Linked DNA regions of Homo sapiens: region 2 is linked to region 1. A link is a loop called in an ENCODE intact Hi-C map of the cell type or tissue named here. Cell type or tissue: chondrocyte. All regions are shown on one strand.

Evidence for each region. Peaks named below come from ENCODE experiments on the same cell type or tissue, not always from the same donor. Only the 100,000 strongest peaks of a DNase experiment are listed, where the experiment ranks them.
Region 2: it touches region 1 in a loop (4-fold over the local background); 37 of 110 quality-filtered maps call a loop at or near these places.

The regions. Positions count from the first base shown.
Region 1 is chr14:50,530,029-50,535,028 of GRCh38, reverse strand. MAP4K5 (mitogen-activated protein kinase kinase kinase kinase 5) reads left to right here and starts at 2,460. Exons shown (of 33, transcript NM_006575.6): 1 at 2,460-2,581; 2 at 2,871-3,087. The coding sequence starts at 2,980. It also overlaps a transcript of ATL1 not described here. RefSeq lists a silencer at 2,137-2,766. In chondrocyte, a CTCF peak has its summit at 2,315; DNase peaks (open chromatin) are centred at 2,348 and 2,948.
Region 2 is chr14:49,859,371-49,864,370 of GRCh38, reverse strand. It overlaps LOC105378179 (a long non-coding RNA gene), which reads left to right. Exons shown (of 3, transcript XR_943839.3): 2 at 1-1,851; 3 at 2,055-4,477. It also overlaps RN7SL2. Among named protein-coding and RNA genes, the nearest start is that of NEMF, 9.1 kb to the right of the region's middle. RefSeq lists enhancers at 1,009-1,108, 1,801-2,401. In chondrocyte, CTCF peaks have their summits at 2,135 (motif pointing left) and 2,404; DNase peaks (open chromatin) are centred at 1,430 and 2,173.

The DNA of each region.
Region 1 (5,000 bases):
CATACCTTGTCATATGAAACTGGGTGGTTTGTAAGAAACTCTCTGGTCAGTTACCATGACATAACTAACATATTATTACATAAACTTCAACCTTGAAATTGTTTGCTTAATTGTCTAGGATGTAAAATTAAATTTACTCAGTGTACATTTAAGTAAATTGAATTTGCATTTCTTTACAAAGCAACCCACTTCACTGATCTTGTTAAAATTAACTCAACCAGTATTTTAAAAATCCTTAAGATTCTTTTGGAGTTAGTATAAAACAAATGTTTTCCTCTTTGCATGAATTGCAGTACAAGTAAAATAATGATTATAGCAGACACATAGAGTCTCGACTTTTTAACCACCACATAGAGTCTTGACTTTTTCCATGCTATCTGCCTCTAGGTTGATGGTCAAAGCATATGGATCTGCCATTACTGGCAACATAAAATATCCGCACTCCAGGGTCTTGTTGAAGCCTATGACCTCAAACATTTCACTGCCTAATTCATTTTAAATGCTGTATTTCAAGAATAACATGCTTAAAGGATTGTCAGGATATTTGTCCTCGTCTCAAACTGGGCATTCAGTTTCTACTTTATGAAGAAGGCTCATTAAATAAAATTTTTGGAAGTCTTTGCATTAGGAAAATATATGCCTCTTCTTGATCAATTGGTTACTCTTGATCTCAAAAACACTATAAAATCCTCTGGTTGGCCGATTTGTCACACTGTTCTGGTTTCGTATTTTCCTTCTCTTTAACGTCATACTAGTTTGCCCACTTATTTTTATCTTGTTTTATAGTAAGTGTTTTCTGTGTGCTGCCTGAAATTCCCTGGAGTAACGCAAGTGTAAACATGTAAGAATAAATATATTTCAGACTAGATAAAGGATCAGTGCTTATATGGCCAGAGGAAAAAAATCTCAAATGAATCTATGACAGTAAACAAGTGCTAAGATACCAATAGAACATTTGAAGAGATTTTGAGTCATCGAAGCCAAAAGTATGTGCCCACCAAAACAAGTGCCAAGAATCTTTGAAAGAAGGAACTGTTCTTCAACAATTTTTTCAATGCAGCAAACACATAGGCTTTGTCCATGGAGCATGTAAGTCTGGGCTTACTTATGTTCCCCAAATAAGTGCCCTTTGTGTGTGGAGCACAAGAAAATACATATATGCCCTGTCCTGTTAAGGTGCGAATTTAATTTCTACATTATACAATTATCAACAATAAGGAGTATTGTCAATTACTCCTTATTATACATTATACAATTATCAACAATAAGGAGTATTTTAATTCTCAAGAGCAGAATTAAAAATTGGATGTTCAAAGCCACAAGCCAACATCTCCAACTTGCTCTTTTATGATGTTTCAGTCACTAAATGCAGTGGCTGAGTGTTATCTGGCTTTTCTGTTCAAATTCTCTATGAGGCTCTAGAAATAACTTAGCCAGTATAATGTAACACTGGCAACTTAATTTCTACCTTCAGAGCAAGACTGGAACTGAAACTGCAAAACAGCTTGTGAAATATCAGCCAAATTACTTCCCCGAACTCCTGTTCCATATATGCTGTGCATTGTTAAGTATTTTAAGACCTCTTATATTCGATAACCCCCCTTACTATCCTGTAAAACGCTTTATAAACACTTTCCTGGGTGTCAGATGCAAAATCTTACCCTCTTCAAGCTGCAGATAAGGACACCGAGATGTTGCCAAATATGCTGTTTTGTCCCAGAGCACATACTGAGGAAGTGGTAGAACCAGAACCAGTCTGTGACCCCTTTGTTTTACTTTTGCGGAACTCCTGGTCTCATTAAAGGTGCAATACCAGCGATGAGACACTGCGTGTGCCCAACAGGGACAAAGGTCATTGAGCAGTCCTAGGAATTCAGACTTTCAGAAATGTCTCAGAAGAACTAAGTAGAAGGCAGGTTGTGCAGGTGTGCAGTGCAGCCTCAAACTGGTACCACCGGGATCGGTTTGCAAAACAGGAAGGTGCAGTAGGGTGTGCCGGGACTTAGTTAACCTGGCACTCCCCCACCTCCTTCCCCGGCGCCCCGCTGCCAGGTTACTTCTGGCCCGGTGCCCTTAACGTACCTTTTCCGTGTTTAACTTGGAGGGCTACGTTCCCATCGCCCTTCTTCCTCTACCCGTCACCCTACAGGCCTACCTGACAAATGTGGGGACGGTTTAGCCAAGGCCCGTTGGCCCACGAATGCCCAGGCGTGTGCCTTATTTCTGAGAGTGGGAGGGAGACAGCCCAGGCCCTGCAAGGACGCGCCCGGCTAGGGGGGCGCGGTGGCGCGGTCGGGAGGGTGTTGTGTTCTCAGCAGGCCTCAGGGCGGCACTCTGGTTCTGCGGCCGGAGTGCTCGGGCGGGCCGCTGGGCGCCGACCCATGCTGGCTGGGAACGTGTCTCCCGGTGACGCAGCCCCGGGTGGGGAACGTGGTGCGGCGGCGGCGGCGGCGGCGACTGTACGCGCCTCCGCCGCCCCCGAGAGGACGCGCCGTGCAGCGGCTGAGTGGCGGCGGCGGCGACGGCAAACCCGGAGCTGCCGGCCGGCGCGCGGGAGGAGGACGCGGGTGCGGTCTAGGAAGTAGGTCCCGGGCTCCGCGCTCAACAAAGACGGGGCCGCCCCCATTAGGTACGGAGCCGGCCCTGGGCCCCGGCTGGCGGGGAGGCCTCGTCGGGCAGTTCGCGGGCGGCCGGGGAGGGGGAAGGGCCGCAGACCGAACGGGGATACGGGGCGCCGGGGGCCCTTCCAGGCCCCTTTCTCTTCCACGGCCCCTGGCGGGACGGAAGGGAAGGGGCCGGGCCGCGAGGGCGCGGGCCGCTGGGGGTCGTAGCCTGCGACGCCAACCAGCCTTTGCTCGTCCCTCGTGCAGACGGAGCTGCGGGCGGAGGCTCCATGTTGGGAAGCGGCGCCGTTCGTGCTTGTTAGCGGGAATCCGGGAGCCGCGGGGTGAGCTGGCGGGGGCCGGGCCCTAAGTGAAGATGGAGGCCCCGCTGCGGCCTGCCGCGGACATCCTGAGGCGGAACCCGCAGCAGGACTACGAACTCGTCCAGAGGGTCGGCAGCGGCACCTACGGGGACGTCTATAAGGTAAGTGAGGCTGGCCGTGCTTTTTTCCTGCGGTCGACTGGGTCCCGGGAATGGGGCCACTTTCCTGCGAAGTATTGGGGCGAGAGGAGGATGCTTTTATTGTTGCCTCTTGGGGAGAAAGCGGCCGGGGTCCCTTTTACTCGGTTCTGAGCACCCTCGACTCATGGCTTGTTCTAATCGCTACCAACAGGCAGAACTAACCACACAGTTGCAAACCGCTGTTGCACTTTTTTTGTGGTTTAAAGGCTTTTTAATAGGGCTTATTTATGGTATTGAAGGGAATTTGAATCTGCTTGTGGAATTACACCGAAGGATGCTCTAGTGTTAGCATGGAAAAATGCTTCATGGAAGATAGACAGGAAAGAATATTGACATTCAGACATTTGCATTTTTTTAAAAAAATTTGTTTCAATGGATGAGTTTGACTAAAAAAGCCATATGAAACCCTGTCTCTGAGCTTTAACTGTAAGCAAACTAATATTGGTGACATTTATGCAAGCATTATCCCATATAAAAAGATGCTTTTCCTGGTGGAAGTTTGATCGTTTGTTTTTGGTTGGCGATAAAAATGTGATATTAACTTGCTGGGTTTTGTTTTACTTTAGCGGTTCCTTTCAGGGATTTATAACATCCTATAACCAAGAGTGGATATGAGCCGCTGTCTTTGTATTGTGCTGTTTTGTATTACTTAAGACAAACGATGAGAGTAAGTTACACCTAATTTAGGATTTTAAAAAACATTGTAGAGAAGCAAACCCAATTCCCCAAATCCGCTGAGTTCTTGAATGGTTCAGAGGAAAGAGATTGAGATTGCCTTATGCTTTTTGTTGTGTGTTCCAAAAAGGGAGCATTAGTGCAGCCTATGAATATTAAGGGCAAATTCCTTTGCTTTTTGCAACGGCGTTGTTTATTGGATTTGATCATGATATATATCGCATTGTGCCAAACAACACTTCTGCATATCGCTGAAGTGGTTTTGTGTCATTTGGGTAATTAACCAGTAGATTCCTCTGGGGTTAGGTTGTTGTTTTGCACAGGTGGTTCCCCTCTTTCTACTTACTTTTAATTTCCTCCTAATTAATATTAGCATTTCAAGGTAGTGGTATTATCAAACAGCCCTAGCACTGTTTGATTCTACTGAGATAAACTGTAATGGATAGGCTTTTTATTGCTTAAACAAGCATTTGAGTCTTCTGTACCAGGCACTGGTAGAGGTACTGAGGTGATGAATTGTGAGCAAGGTTCTGGCTCTTACCTTGTGAATACCTTTGAACTCAAAGTGTATGTTTGTAACAATCCTCTTCTTCTTTATGTAAAATTAGAGGTAGTTAACTTAGTTGTTTATCCAGGGATTAGCCATTTTGTGGAATGCTCTTCAGAAAATTGAAATTCCTATTTCCTTTCTCAGTCTCATTTTTTAGTCATCTTTGTCTTATGATTCACTGTGTGTTAGACGAGTTCAATTTAGTTCATGTTAATTTACAATAGTATAAATTCTACTTGTATATATTCTCTTCTCCCTACTACAATAAAGTTTTAGGAGTGTTTTTCCCATAAAGATCTTAAGACCTCCACCCTTTTTCTTCATAGATGTAGTAACTAAAGCAACTCTGGAGCAGGATTTTATTCATGCCTGAGAAAAAGCAAAGATTATATTTAAGGGGCAGCTAATGCCTGCCTTTTACCCTGGTGCCTTCCTGCCCTAGTCTCTCTTCTGCAGTTCCCAAACAGAATCAAAAACCGAATATTCATCATACTCTACCTTCACCCCTTAACACATGGTCCCCTACCCTCACAATGTTGCTTCCTCTACCCTCACAATGTTGCTTCCTCACACTTACATGTATATTCATTGCACACTAGGCCAGCCTCTGATTCTAAACATCCTTAAGGCGTTCTTAGCTCCTTGTCTT
Region 2 (5,000 bases), 670 kb after region 1:
CTTGAGAATTTATTACATCACTCATGAAGAACACGGTGAGAGAACAGAGAACATTTAGGAGGGAACTGTAAGGAACAAAAACATTTGCTGGGTGGGCAGAAGAGAGAGCCTGGGAGGAAATATCAGGGGCTGTGAACAAGAACCAGGGAGAAGAAACGTTCAGGGAGGAAACAGCAGTCACAAGTGACAGAGATTGGTGGTAAATTACATCACCTATGTCAGAAAGGGTCCCTTAGACCTGCCAATTAGGAGGCTTGGGTATCGTAGCCTTAGCTAGAATAGTTTCAGTGGATTGGTGGGCTATGGACTGAAGACAGAAGGTTAAGAAGCAAATGTAGCAATTGTAGAACATGGTTTCAAGAAGTGCAGCCATGAAAACAACAGACAGATTTCATTTAGAAAGGCAAGGTCAAAGGAGTTTTTTTACTTTTTTTTTTTTTTTTTTTTTAGAAGAAAGGCAGCTTGGAATCTGTATAAATGAAAGAGAGAGATAGAATGGGTAAAAATGATTGATGGAAGAATTTTGACCTACTGGGTTTGAGGTAGGAGGGGAAAACAGAAGGGTGCTCTTCTCTGAAGGTGTAAAGATAAATTTAGAGCGGACAGAGCAGCAAAGAGTTGAAAAGTTTTTGTCTGTTGGCCTTCAATTTATCCATGAAGGAAGGAGCAACGTTATCTGCTACAAGGACGGAGGTGGCGGGGAAAGTCTGGACTGGTTTTTAGGAGACAAGGGGTGGGGGGTGAGGGAAAGACTATAGATAAGAGGACAAACAGAAGGTCTGCTTTCGCAGATCTACTATGGTCGAAAATTATTTTTTCTTTCCTCCCCTCTATCCCTTCCTAACCTAAGCTTGTCGCAAAAAAGGCTTCAAGCTGCCAAATCCAAATTTTTCCACCAATATACCCCGATACTAGTTTTTTCTCCAAAAACAACGGGCAACTAACACGCAGGGCAGAGAAAACAAACAGTTGCCCCAGGCTTCCTTCGTTCGAATAGTGAAGACTGAGCTGGCCTCGGCACTGTGCAGACTCCCAACCTGTGCTACTGTGGGTTATTCTCCTTATAGTGCAGTCACCTCCTAAATGCTTGCTGAAAATAATGGAAGACTTCGAGCCAGATGTTTGCCTCTTAAGTAACGTCCCCCAAAAGATGCAGCACATATTTAAGGCCTGCTGAAGCAAGCAACGCTGACGGACCAGGTTATTGCGTTTTTCTCTCGCTGCGTGTCCGGACGCCACACTATGAGCATTAAGCGCATACTGACCAATTTCTGTTAAGCAGGAACGTGGTGTTCTGATCAAAACACAGGGAGCCGCGGCCGCAACCGCGCCGATAAGCTTCCGGGGTCCCAACCCTGTAAGGCAGAACGGCTGCCCAGCTCGGATGACGCCACACTAACGTAGCCTCCAGACCGCCCAGTGTGGGTGTGTCCAAGCTCACGTCGCCCGGCGTGGCCCCCCCGCTCCCCAATGACGTAACTGCCCTGCAGCTTCTAGTAGCTTTTCGCAGCGTCTCCGACCGCCGGGCGCGGTGGCGCGTGCCTGTAGTCCCAGCTACTCGGGAGGCTGAGGTGGGAGGATCGCTTGAGCCCAGGAGTTCTGGGCTGTAGTGCGCTATGCCGATCGGGTGTCCGCACTAAGTTCGGCATCAATATGGTGACCTCCCGGGAGCGGGGGACCACCAGGTTGCCTAAGGAGGGGTGAACCGGCCCAGGTCGGAAACGGAGCAGGTCAAAACTCCCGTGCTGATCAGTAGTGGGATCGCGCCTGTGAATAGCCACTGCACTCCAGCCTGAGCAACATAGCGAGACCCCGTCTCTTTTGCCCCCCTCCCTCATTAAGGGTACCTTTGTAAGTAAATAGTGTCTTTGAAGTTAAGAAGTTTGCCTCCTTTCCGGTTCATACGTATTAAGAAACATACTAATGTGCACATTTAAAGACGAGTCCTCTCTTCCTCTAAAGGAAAAAATATATAGAGAAAGATGTTACTGAGGTTTATAGTTGGCTTTCTCTCTCCACTCTTATATTTATCCACTGTTTTACGTTTCCTTCAGCGCGAAAGCTCACCAGTTGACGGGATGCTTGGGGATTTGCAACCGCCTCATCGCTGCCCCCTACCGGCGCATATTCAAAACGTCTCTGCGAAAAGCTGTTATTACCTTCGGAGCCAACAGGGGCTGCTCGTTTACCCACAGACAGTCGGAAAAAAATGGCCGCCGGATCACAGAGAGCAAAAAGTACGTTCTCTTAAAGAATTTCCAAGTTCTTCCCGCGGCCGTTCAGGATGCTGCTTGCAGTTACCAACATTATTCCCCTGCACTGAGCTGACCTGAGCTTCCCTGCCTACCTCCTGTCACGGATGTCACCTTCTTTCACCCCTGTCCTGTCAAGGTTTTTGCTTTAGAATGCTATAGACCAAAGACGGGCTAATCAACAGTCTTACACACAAATCCTTTCGTTCTACTTGGCTACAGGCAGGGCTAATCTTCCGAAGAGGAATCCCACTACTGCCTCCTTATAAGGGAAAAACTCCTCTCAGAGGAACCCAGAACGCCCTGTGATGACAGAGGTGAGGGGCCAGCGTGGCAGAATGCACCACCCTGTCTCCTCGCTTGCTTCTCTCTCCGTCGGATTGCCAAAAAGGGAACGGCACCTAGACGCCGAAAAGTAACTGAAGCAAAGGGAGTTTAAAGAACGCGCCCAGCCGCCTGGGTCTTGAACCCAGTGTTAATGAGAGCAAAAACCTCTGCATCCTCCACTGAGCTGTCCTTGAGCATGTCTCATAATCATGCTTCATTTTAAAAACAGAAATAAGTGAGTAAGCTATGAAAGAAGACAACCTTTAAATTTTTCAAAAGTTCTTGGTGGTCTGTGATTAGAAATTTCATCTATATGAAATAACTGTTTTGGAGGGCTTACTGTTAAATTCAGGCATTTTAGGGCCAGTGGAAACTGGTTAAGCATTCACATCAGTCTTAACATTAATCTGATAATCTACTGGGAGTTTAAAGACTCTAAGCACTAAACACAGATTTTCCTCACTGTCTATAAAATGAAAGAGGAAAGAAGCATTGTACTAAATTTTTTATAAAGCTAATTGTATTCCCTTTTTTTTTTTTGAGGTAGTTCATTGCATTTTGAACAAGGATAACTGTCAGAAAAGATCCTCTTTGAATAAAACAGGTATCTCCCCCATGGCTGCTTCTGGGTCTGCCCTCTGCAACCACATGGAATAGGTCTGATTCCGGTTCTTCAGGACAACTTTTCAAGAATTAAAAAATCACCTCCAAATGAATGCATTTTTACAAAATGAAAATAGGTAGAGATGCTATTTTAAAAAAAAAAAAACTTTACCTTCTCACCAACCTTAAAATAAGAAGCAAAATAATTTTGGTATATCTTTTTTTTTTTTTTTTTGAGACAGAGTCTTGCTCTGTCTCCCAGGCTGGAGTTCCGGGGAGCGATCTCTGCTCACTGCAACCTCTGCCTCCCGGGTTCAAGCGCTTCACCTGCCTCAAGCCTCCCGAGTAGCTGGGATTACAGGCACACACCAGCATGCCCGGCTAATTTTTGTATCTCTTGTTTTTCACTAAATGGATCCCTGAATTGGACCCAGAATGACTTAGCTATGGATGTAAGAACTGCTTTTGAGTAGCTGCCTCCATTAGCCCTGGGGTTCCTACTTCCTGAGTACCATGACCTCTGGGATAACTCAGCTTTGTGGAACTGAGGTGCAATAGGCAGCATAATGACCCCCTCCCCAAAGATATCTATGTGCTAACTAACCAAGGAATGTGGACAGCCCCCTGAAGCTGGAAAAGGCAAGGAAAGGGATTCTCTTCAAGAGTTTCCAGAAGGAATGCAGCCCTCTTCACCAATTTGGTACTTCTGATCTCCAGAACTCTTAAATAATAAATTTGGCCGCATGTAGTGGCTCACACCTGTAATTCCCAGCACTTTGAGAGGCCAAGGAAGGTGGATTGCTTGAGCTCAGGATTTGGAGACCAGCCTGCACAAAATGGTGAAACCCTGTCTCTACAAAAAATATGAAAATTAACCATGTGTGGTAGTATGTGCCTGTAGTCTCAGCTACCAGGGAGGCTGAGGTGGGAGGATCACCTGAGCCCAGGAGGTTGAGGCTGCAGTGAGTTGTTAGTGTCCCACTGCATTCCAGCCAAGGGGACAGAGTGAGACCCCATCTCAATAATAATAATAATAAATTTATGTTGTTTAAGCCTCTAAATTTGTGGTAATTTGATACAGCAAATTACCACAGAATAGGAAAGTAATACATGGGGGGAATCAAGCTCAGTCTGTAACTGACAAAACTCTGAGAGGTCAGAAAGGTATCCTTTCAGTAACTGTCTTCTCGAACTCCTGACCTCAAGTGATGCACCTACCTCAACCGTGCCCAGCCAGTAACTGTGTTCTTTAACATACTTATACTTTAAAAAAAAAAAACAACTTTTAAGTTGAACACATTTTCACATTGATATTTTTTTCCGTGTGTGTGTGTGCGTGTGTGTGGACTACACTTTTAAGTTTTTAATTATGTTTAGGGTTAAGATTAGGGTTATGGTGGAATATTTTTGACATATAGTGACTTTAAACTTTTATGGGCTGGGCGCAGTGGCTCACGCCTGTAATCCTAACACTTTGGGAGGCCGAGGCGGGCAGATCACCTGAGGTCGGGAGTTCAAGACCAGCCTGACCAACATGGAGAAACCCCCATCTGTAATAAAAATACAAAATTAGCCAGGTGTGGTGGTACATGCCTATAATCCCAGCTACTGGGGAGACTGAGGCAGGAGAATCGCTTGAACCTGGGAGGCAGAGGCTGAGGTGAGTCAAGAGTGAGCCATTGCACTCTCAGCCTGGGCAACAAGAGTGAAACTCGGTCTCAAAAACAAAACAAAACAAAACAAAAATAATACCCCTTTAATGTATTCAGATCTGTTAATCTAATCATTTATGTTTTCTGCTTTTGGTGTTTTGCTTTG